Linked DNA regions of Mus musculus: region 2 is linked to region 1. A link is a loop called in an ENCODE intact Hi-C map of the cell type or tissue named here. Cell type or tissue: left cerebral cortex. All regions are shown on one strand.

Evidence for each region. Peaks named below come from ENCODE experiments on the same cell type or tissue, not always from the same donor. Only the 100,000 strongest peaks of a DNase experiment are listed, where the experiment ranks them.
Region 2: it touches region 1 in a loop (3.0-fold over the local background); 1 of 42 quality-filtered maps calls a loop at or near these places.

Annotation. Positions count from the first base shown.
Region 1 is chr13:110,016,551-110,021,550 of GRCm38, forward strand. Gm32881 (a long non-coding RNA gene) reads left to right here. Exons shown (of 5, transcript XR_382897.2): 2 at 496-560; 3 at 2,478-2,694; 4 at 4,593-4,665. Among named protein-coding and RNA genes, the nearest start is that of Gm32881, 13 kb to the left of the region's middle. In left cerebral cortex, a CTCF peak has its summit at 1,976 (motif pointing left); DNase peaks (open chromatin) are centred at 513, 1,994 and 2,492; H3K4me3 peaks cover 1,242 bases; H3K27ac peaks cover 219 bases.
Region 2 is chr13:109,820,086-109,825,085 of GRCm38, forward strand. All of the region lies in intron 7 of Pde4d (phosphodiesterase 4D, cAMP specific), which reads left to right. Among named protein-coding and RNA genes, the nearest start is that of Mir1904, 81 kb to the right of the region's middle. In left cerebral cortex, no CTCF peak of the experiment used is centred here; DNase peaks (open chromatin) are centred at 2,458, 3,001 and 3,820; H3K4me3 peaks cover 1,556 bases; H3K27ac peaks cover 2,499 bases.

The DNA.
Region 1 (5,000 bases):
GTCCCACCATTGCAATAGCTCCCTAAGACCTGCTCTTGCAATCTGATTATACCACACTACATGTGGCACAGGACATCAGTTATCTACGACACCCTTCTTCCCCTTCCCCATAATAACAGTAGTTCTGAAGACATGGTTAGCAAGAACAATGTGTCATAGCTTTTCTTTCAGCTTGATGTGGCCAAGGAGCGACTTTCCAAACAGGTCTGAGAAGTGAAGTGTGCAATTTCAGGGTTATGCTTCAAAGAGACTAGAGAGATGGCTCGATGGTTAAGAGCAGAATGCTCTACCAGAGGACCTGGGTTCTGTTCCTAGTACCCACATGGTAGTTCGCCACCGTCTGCAACTCTAGTTCTGGGAGATCTGGAGACGACTTCTGGCCTCTGAGGGCCCCAAGCGTGCAAGTGGTTCAGAGATGTAACGTAAGCAAACTACTCATACACACACATTTTTTTAAAGGAAAAGCATATCTCACTTGCCTTTTTCTTGGAACAGATGGTACAGTTGTACGTTTGGGGACATGCATTGAAGTCTTACTCCTGACAACTGTGAAGAACACAGTAAGCATCTCATTTTGAATTTTGCGGAAAAGAAACAGACATTTAGTGTGTTTCAGTCACTGCTACTTTGATGTTCTGTGGCCCGACACACACGTATAACCAACCAGTCACCAAGGGAACCCCAGCTCTAACCTCATCGGCTTTCTCTGCTGATGTTGACGCTAATGATTCTAATGATGTAGCTGCTGTTGTTTGTTTTGGGACCAGCCACAGAACATCTGGAGGTACCAGGCTGGCAAAATGGCTCAGTGGTTAAGAGAAGAATGCTCTACCAATCTGTCCCCATAAAATTGGAGACATTTTCCCCAACTAGTAATAGAATCACCCAAGCCCTACCTGTTGTGTTCTCAATGGTGAATGCAATGGTGAATGGCTCTCCAAAGCCATGGCGATTTCCTTTGCAACACAGCACTGTGCCCTCATACAGTTTGTTATTTCACCCTTCCTGCTCCCAGTTCGTGATAAAACTCAGAGCCTAGGATGTCGTGTGGAGCTCACAGCACCTGCCCGTCAAACTTTTTCCTCACAGAGACACTTTTTAATGTTGCAGATACTGTACACTGGTTTCCACAGTGTCCCTTCCAGCCTCTTGTTTCTTCTCCACTGCAGAGGCAGGGAATTAGAGAGGTAGGTGCCTTGGAGCCTGGTTCAGGATGCAGGCACACACTACTGTGGAGGAAGTGACCTGTATGAATCAGAGATTACTTCCAGGGAGCTGGGCTTTCTTTGCTCTCTGGGTGGCTGAAGCCTGTTTACCTTTTATATTGATGACAGGCTTTGTTCCTGGTCCCCAGGGGATTACTGATACAGAACAGCTTGCAATCGAACCAATAATTTAAACCTTAGCAGCCTTTTGGTTTTCTTGGCACCTACATCCACCCTTGTCTTACTGGGCTTATAAACTCTTCTACAAGCTGCTTCACATACTCCTTTCTTGTTTAAAGCAGTGTGAGTTGGTTATTTTGCCTACAGCTAAGTATTTGATCCAATACATGCTTGTGAGTTTGTGTCTCAAAAAACAACACACACACACACACACACAACCAATCAATTAAAAACCTTCTTGTAATTAAGAAAAGGGCACTCCTTCTGGTAAAAGGAAATCTGAGATACTCTAAATCAGTGATTTCTCTGGAAGGTTTATAATATTGATTCTAGTGAGGGAGAAACTATTAGGAAACGGGTTAAGAGATTTATCTAGACATGTTTATGTAATATTAACATTTAAGATAGAGATGTTGCAAGTGAATAAATGTGTCTGTATATGACCAAATGCTCTATTGCTGTGTATAAGAAGTAAAAATAATATGGAGATCGCTGGTTTGAGTGAACCCTTGGTGCTTTTCTGTGACTTTTTTTTAAACCATTCGGTTCTGCCACGTTCAGAGCATTCTGTAGAGTGCCATCTGCTGGCGACTCCGTTCACCTTCAGTGCTGATCGCGGTGTTCCCTGGCAGCTGTGTGTGCAAAGCGGTGAAGGGTAGAAAAAGGAACCTGCTTGTGGGAGTGGATGAAGGAGGGAACTCCACTGGTCCAGAGGAAGCAAAAGGCTTGGAAAGAACCAGAGGGAACCGTGAGCCCTGTGGGCACAGAGGGAGAAGTAATAAACCATACTCTAGGGCACAGTGTCATGTGGCAAAAGAAATCGCGTGGCTCGGGATAGAAAGCAGGGAGCGCATTCACCATTGCGAATAGAAAAGTCAGGGCGCAGGTAGCCAGAGGGGCGGTTCCTCTCGCTCATCTGCATTCCTTTTGTCTGGAGTTAGGGTGGGGTCGTATCAGAAAATAAAGGTTCCTTATGGCTAACCTCCTCCTCCTCCCGGTTAAGCAATAATCTTTAACAACAACAACAAACAACAACAACCAAAACTTGCTTCCTAACCACATAAAACAGCCCGAGACTCTTCCTCTCCGCAGACAGTGATGTGATTTTCCTGTCTTGATCTTGCTCATCCTTGAGACAACAGCTCCCCTGGGGGGACTCTGGCTGCCAAGAAGGTTAGAAGAGAGCAGCATTTCTCTTGGTCAGCTCAAGGTCACTCACTAACGTCAGAGGTGGCAGCTCCCTGGGATCTGAGACCTGAACAATGACAATTTTGCGTCCCAGTAGCTGTCTGTGTCCTTAATCTGACGGGTGAGTGAAACTATCAAGTGGGCATTTTTCTCCCTGGGATGAGGTGTCTGAACTTTGATCGGGATGCACGGGGGCACTGGGAGTTGAAGACGTCACCAGAGTCTACCCCCTTGCGGAGAAGCACAGTGGGGACGAGATTAATCTCAAAGAGCCGGGGAGAGGAAACAAAAGAAGTGACTCTGAGAAAGAGGAGGGAGGTTAGAGGAGTCAACCCCACCCACCAAGGCCAGGCAGCTGGAGGCCTCCTAGAGAAGGGTGCCTCGTTAGAATAACAAGTAGGAGTGGACAGAGGAGGGGGCTGGAAGGAGGGCGCCACGGAGTCACCTTCAGAGCAAAGGAGTAAAGATGCTAATATCTTCGGGGTTCTGTGACAGCACTGTGGGAGTGTGCAGGAGAGCGAACCCGCAGTGCTGACAGCGAGGGGTGGGGCGCTGAAAGCCAGAGGAGAAGGTCCTGAGCAGATGTTCCCGCCCACATTTCAAACCACAGTAACAATGAAAGGCCCTTGGGGTTGGGGGTGGGGTGGGGTGCTGGGGCTGGGGCCCTGAGGATTTGTAGATATCCTCGGGTTTGCCACCTGAAGACAGGTCAAGTGACCTTTACCTGCCAAGAGTGGGTGGGAAGCAGGACAAAGCTGAGAACTTATTGTTTGTATGGTTTAGCCTCAGCAGGCTCCCTGGATATTGGAGCCAGAGCTGTGTAGGACAGAGGGGTGTTTGCCTTCAGGGCGCCTTGTGGCCCCTCCTGGGATTTGCAGTCTTTGGTGAGGCTTGTAACTTCTCTGGCCTCATTTCGGTCTGGGGCATGGCAGTACTCAGTTCTCACACGGCCTTTACTGAGTGGCAGCCACTTGACTCACTGCTACAAGCACTGTAAGGGTGCCACATCGCTCGGACGACGACGGTGCTGTCACCATTTCTCAGGTAGAAAGGATGAGCACAGCAGTGTCAGGGACACACAGAATGTAGGGATTGGAGGAACTAGTCGGAAGCTCTCCTGGCTTCTGCCAGAGCGCGAGCTCCCACCCGCTGGCCTGCCCCAAGGCGTGCACAGATCACTCTTTTGCTTGGGAAAGCAAAGTGTTCGACTCCTGTTCTCTGTCATTGCTTCCGTTCCTAGGATTTGAAGAGCCCACCAGACAATGTCTTAGGACAATGGTGTGAACCAGGGCTAACCTCATTTCCGAGAATGCCCAGGTTGTATGCTCTTGAGTTCAGGAGAGGAATCAGAATTTCCCCATAATTATCCCTAGTCCTTCAGCCACGGGGAGAATCATTCACCTGACAGCACCCCACCCCGAAGCAACGGCAGGTACTTGAATATCGAGGCCAGAGTTTGTAGTGAAAACAATATAGGAAAATGAATTGGTGGGAGGGCCTGGCTGGGGAAAAAAAAAAAAACTATTGCCATAGTAAAATTAATTCTCAAGTTTACCCAATTCTATAAAAGTGCAGTTGAAAGAACCTAGTGGGGAAACCCCCACTCAATTCCCGATTCGACGTGCACCCAAGAATCACGAACAGACGGCCAACTTGATGTAAGAACACGAGGTAGTTTAATGGCGGAGCTCAGGGTCGAAATGTATCTCCCGCAGGAGACAGTGGATTCGACCCCGAGGCTTGGAAGCTAGGGGTTTTTATAGAAAAGGGGTGGGGCTGGGGGAGGAATTGGCGCGGTTTCACATGATTGGTCCATTTAAACATCAACAGACTGTCAGAAGGGTGGGAGATAGGGAGGCACCAGGCCAGTCAGGACATGTAACGTCGGGCCTGCCCGGGCATGTCCTGGCCTGTTCTGCTATGTTCTCAGCCCCAGGTTTCAAAGCTCACAAAGAACTCTTGGGCTATTTGACATAAATTACATGAATCACATGTCTCAAGTTTTATTTCCTTTCACAGTTAAAGACGTGATGAAGTCGTACCCCAGACATCCTGGAACAAATGACAGTATTCTATGACTCTGAGGCAAGTGGTAAGGATGGTGGAACCCCTTTGTCCTGCTTCTTTTTGGTTCAGAGTTTGGCAAACATCCTTTAGAAAGAGACTATATTCCCTGTAGGCCAGCCCCTGGTCATCTCAGGGTAGATATCAGGAGGACAGAGAAATAAGTCGAGGATTCAGGGAGTTGACGGAAGGGTAACAGGCATATTGACCTAAGTGGCACCATTTCTTCCTTCCTTCCTTCCTTCCTTCCTTCCTTCCTTCCTTCCTTTCCTTTCTTTCCTTCCTTTCCTTCCTTTCCTTCCTTTCCTTCTTTCCTTCCTTTCTTCTTTCCTTACTTTTTTCTTTCCTTCCTTCCTTTCTTTT
Region 2 (5,000 bases), 200 kb before region 1:
ATAAAAAGTCTTAAAGGAACAGTGTTCTCTAATTTCAGTGGCACGGAAGAGCTGACTCTTAGTGCCAGGGAGAAAATATCACCTATTCCTTTCCTTCTCCTTTTCCAAACAAACAACAAAGCCTTCATCCAAGCCATTATTCTGTATTGGGTTTCTCTTGTGTGCCACACCTTGTGACAGACCTCAGTAAACATCCTCTCTAACTCTTTAAATAACCCACAACGCAGAAGCCTTCATTTCTACTTAAGAGATCAGAAAACGGTGGCTCACAGAATTAAGAAAGATTCTGAAATGACACAGTAGCAAGTGAGTTCAAGCAAGTCTCCATCTAAGGTCCGCCTGCCCCTAAAGCCAGCATTTTTCAGCCCTGCCACATCTCTCCATTCTGAACCAGAATAAGATACATGTGCCAAGAGCAAAAAGCATCAGGGGGAGATTCATGGAGGTAGCCACAGCCCTCCAAGGAAGAGGCAAAAGTTTTGGGCAAAGCAGTACAAATACAGGTCACCAGTCAAGCAATGACATGAATTAGGGAACAAGTCAATCATAGTATTTAGTCCGTAGCAGTAGGGGCTGGCTAGTACACGAGCAGACACTGGGTCTGAGCTGCCCATGGATTTTCTTTTCTTTTCTTTTCTTTTCTTTTCTTTTCTTTTCTTTTCTTTTCTTTTCTTTTCTTTTCTTTTCTTTTCTTTTCTTTTCTTTTCTTTTTTTTCTCTCTCTCTTTCTTTTTCATGTATTTTAGAATCCAGGAAAACTTACCATTTCTTTCCAGAACTCATCAAATCGATTATTACTTCTGTTTTGTTTTGTTTGTTTGTTTGTTTTTGAGACAGTCACACTGTGTAGGCTAGACTAGCATCTTCCTACCTAACTTCCTGAGTGCTATTATCAGCAACACATCCAGCCCTGCCTCTTATCCTTTTAAGATACGTGGTCTGCATGCATGTGTGTGTCTGTGTGCATGTGTGTGCCTGTGGATGTATGTGGACACCAGACAACAATCTCAGGTGTCCTTCTCAGAAAAACCATCCAATTCCTTTGGGGGCAGTGTCTCCTTTTGGTCTGGAGTTCATCAACAAAGGGAGACTGGCTAGCCGTGGAGCCCCAAGTACCTTCCTGTCTTTATCTCCCCTAAGCTAGGATTGCAAGCACAAACAGATGCTACCACACCTTGAATTTTAACATGGCTTTTGCAGATTTAACTCAGATCCTCTAGCCCACAGTCAGTTTACCAACTGTCTCCCCCACCTTCATCACACACACACAACACACACACACACGAAATACAGAAGGAAAGAAAGAAAACAAGCTTAAAAATAACATTTATTTTATTTTAAAAGATCAGCACTGGAATACCATGACAGTGTGAGCATTAGTTTTTTATCAGTCTTGTGGGGGTAATGACTGTGTGATCTTGAATACACCATACAACCGTCTTTGGGCTTCAGTACCTCATATGAATGCAGAAGGGTTGAGTGAAGTACAGGCTGGCATCCTTCAGTGTCAGGATTCTAAATATTTCTACACAGAACTAATAGCTCTACCTTGAGGTGTTAAACAGAGTTTCTTCTGAACAGTTGCTCCTACTAAGTTGGTTATAGGCAGTTTGGCAATCTTAGAGAAGTGATTGTACCAACATTTGATTCATCTGTATTGATGTCAGACAGGCAATGCCTGCTTAGATTAGGTGTTCACCATCCTGCCATGCTAAGTGTCCTTGGGTCTTTACAGCCTTCCAGTTGAGCTATAGCCAAATCTGAAATCTGAAGGTAGAGTTGAACCCTAATAAACTTGACTGCAAACAGAGGCTGTTTCTTTAGCAGCATAATAGCAGTCCGCAGCTCCCGGGGAGGAAATGAATAACGAACTTGAACTTAGAACCTAGTGCGTCCCTTGAAAGTTGAGCACGTCAGTGAGATTTCTCCAACAGTTACACTGACAGTAAAATGTTCAGTTCACAGTGATACCGTTTTATACTGAGCTATGGTTATTTTCTTCATCCCCACAATCTTATTTCTTAAACAAAATGTTTATGAAAAGGAAGGAAAAGGTGTTCACTGCAGTATGAAGTCAATATGGTTCTGATTCAGAGAGTAAAAACCAAGATCACTTCAAGGACTGAGCCTGCAACACAGTATAAGAAAATAATCTTCTATCAAAAGCTTTAGTGAACCCTAAAGACAGACCAGGAGCAGGGTTGGCTGGCTTCCATCCTGGGATCAGAAGCACGGAACACGGATCTGCAAGCTGAGGGAGGTCTACATTCTACTCAGCAATCTTGTCCCCTTTGGGTCCTTGAAGGAGAGGACACTAGAGGACAGGATCCTAACTGACAAGCCACAGACTAAGGCGGCTGCTTTGCAGAGCACAACTCTGGCTTGCTGGAACGAAGGAGCCTTGCCTTGCTGAAATCCGGTCCGCGTTTTGCTGAGAGCCCAGACGCTGTGAATAAGAGGAGCCTCTGAGGGCTGGTTTCTGATGTCGCACTCGGCACGATAAGAATGCCATTGACGTCAGCAGAGTCATCATCAGGGAGAATGGCACCCCAGCTCTTGAAACCACACCAAGCAATTGCAGTGCTTTTGAAAATTAAAAGCCGGTGCTGGGGAGTGGGGGCGGGGAGGGAAAGGCGCTGAGGGGAAGCAGTGGCTCCAACCGAACTGTCTTTCTTTTGTGCATTTCCTGTATTTTCAAAAAGAAGAAGAAAAGCAGACACACAGTGCTCCCCTGAGCATGCACACACACACACACACACACACACACACACACACACACACACACACACACAGCTGCAGGGGCTCCTTCAACCTAAATGAGAGCATTAAGGAGAGATAAGGAGGGACTAAGGGAGGAAGAGGGAGAGAGAAAGAGGGAGAGAGGGAGGGAGAGAGACAGAGAAAACAGAGAGAGAATATGATTTTAATTTGTTAACATTTCTGAATCCAGATAAAACAAACTTTGCCACCCAGCTGCTGGACAGAAGCCCCGAGCCACAGGGGAAAACATCAGCCAATGAGAACAGAATTGCTGAACCCAAACTGATAGCTTACACTGTGTGTCCACACACAGATTACAAGAGAGGAATTAAACACTTCAAAAGAGCTACTGCAAAGTAAACCTCTCCTCCCCACACTTTCCACCACACACACACACACACACACACACACACACAGACACACACAGACACACACACACAGACACACACACACACACACACACACACAGACACACACACACACACAGACACACACACACACACACAGACACACACACACACAGACACACACACACACACACACACTATTCAGAGCTTTTGAGTGTCTGACTGAAAAAAACTGACAAAAGTTGAAGGTTTGGAAAGGGTCCGCGCTAGGCTGTGTGATGTCAGCTTCCAGAGGCAGTCCTAAGAACATCACCTCACGCTGAATTCAAAGGCCACCTAGTCTGGAAAAGGTCTTGGAGTTAGGCAGACTTTGAAAACATTTTTTTTTTTTTTAAATGGCGAAATGTGACTCTTAGAAATTTCCCATTTAACCTAATCCTTTTTCTTTGCCTCTACCGATTGTAGGCAGGCTCCACCCTCACCTCCCCTAGCACTAAGAGAAGGAGATAGCATGGGTTTGATGATATCAGCAGCCCCGGGCCACATGCTTTATTTTACAGCATTGATTGGCAGCTTCCCAAGTCCATGGGATCTTTTGCTGACCTGCTTTTCAGATCCGTATCTCCCAGTCACACCAGAAAGAATCCCTTCTGAGCCTGGGAAATGTGAGCCTCGGAAACAAAAGGGCATTTGCACTAAAGCAGAATCTGGCAGAAAGCATGGGTTTAATAAATTGCATCATGTGAAAGTTCCCTGTCAGATGCACTGGCAGCAGAGAAACAGGCACACGCATGCGGGAAGGGAGCTCGCTCCTCATCCAAAGACTGAGTTCCTTTTGAAAAGGAAGACGCGATAAACAGCATCTCTCTCCAAAATATACATTATACATGCATAATAGAGAGAGCAGCGTGTGGAACATGTACATCTAGCCTGTCTTTCCTGTGAGAGCAGAAAGAGAGAGAGCTAAGTACCCATAGAGGGATTTGGGCTGTGTGTTATCAAAGGATATCATATATCTAGAACTTGGGTCATTTGGTTTAGTTTTTGTTTTATTTTGGTTTTTCGCTTTGTTTTGTCTTTTTAAAAAATCCTACTAGTACGTACACTTAATAGTGGGATTGTTTTTCTTCTCTCCTTTCCTTTTGCCCTGACTCTTTCCTTCTTTTCCTTCTGCTCTTCCTCCTTTTTCTTTCCTTCCCTCTTCCCCTAAAAATATGAAAAAAAGATAATCCCAAAGCTTTTAGTATGTGACAGAGGCATAGACATGTGGTTCTCAACTGTGGGTCACGACCCCTTTGAGGAGACAAAGGACCCTTTTATAGGGCTGCCTAAGACCGTTGGAAAAAAACATATTTACATTACAATTCATAACAATAACAAGACTATAGTTATGAGGTGGCAACTAACATAATTTGGGGGGGGGAGGGGTCACCACAACATGAGAAACTAAATTAAAGGATCGCAGCATGAAGAAGGTTGAGAACCATTGCTCTTAGACTGAGCCTCAGAAGATCAGAGACCTGGGTCATAAGCATATAAAAGGATGTGCTTGTATATTGTGGCAATGAAGTGAGGGGGGCAGAGCCAGAACTTCTATACAATACTCCTTACCTTCTACAAGGATAGAAGGCACAACGTAAGTGTTAACTACTATGTCCATTCCCTTCAGACCATTTCTCCCTTTAATCTTGACCAAAGCTGCATTGCAAGCTTTCTGACCTGCCTTCCTGGGTTGATCCTGATATCTGTGCCTGTCACCCTAGCATTCTGCCCTCCTGCTCCTGTCTATGACACTCAGCTATCCCTCAATGAAACAGTCTCCTCTAGAAGAAAGCAGTGGCATTCTTTCTCTGGTCTTTTTGACTTTGCCACCTTCCTGGCTCAGGCACCACCC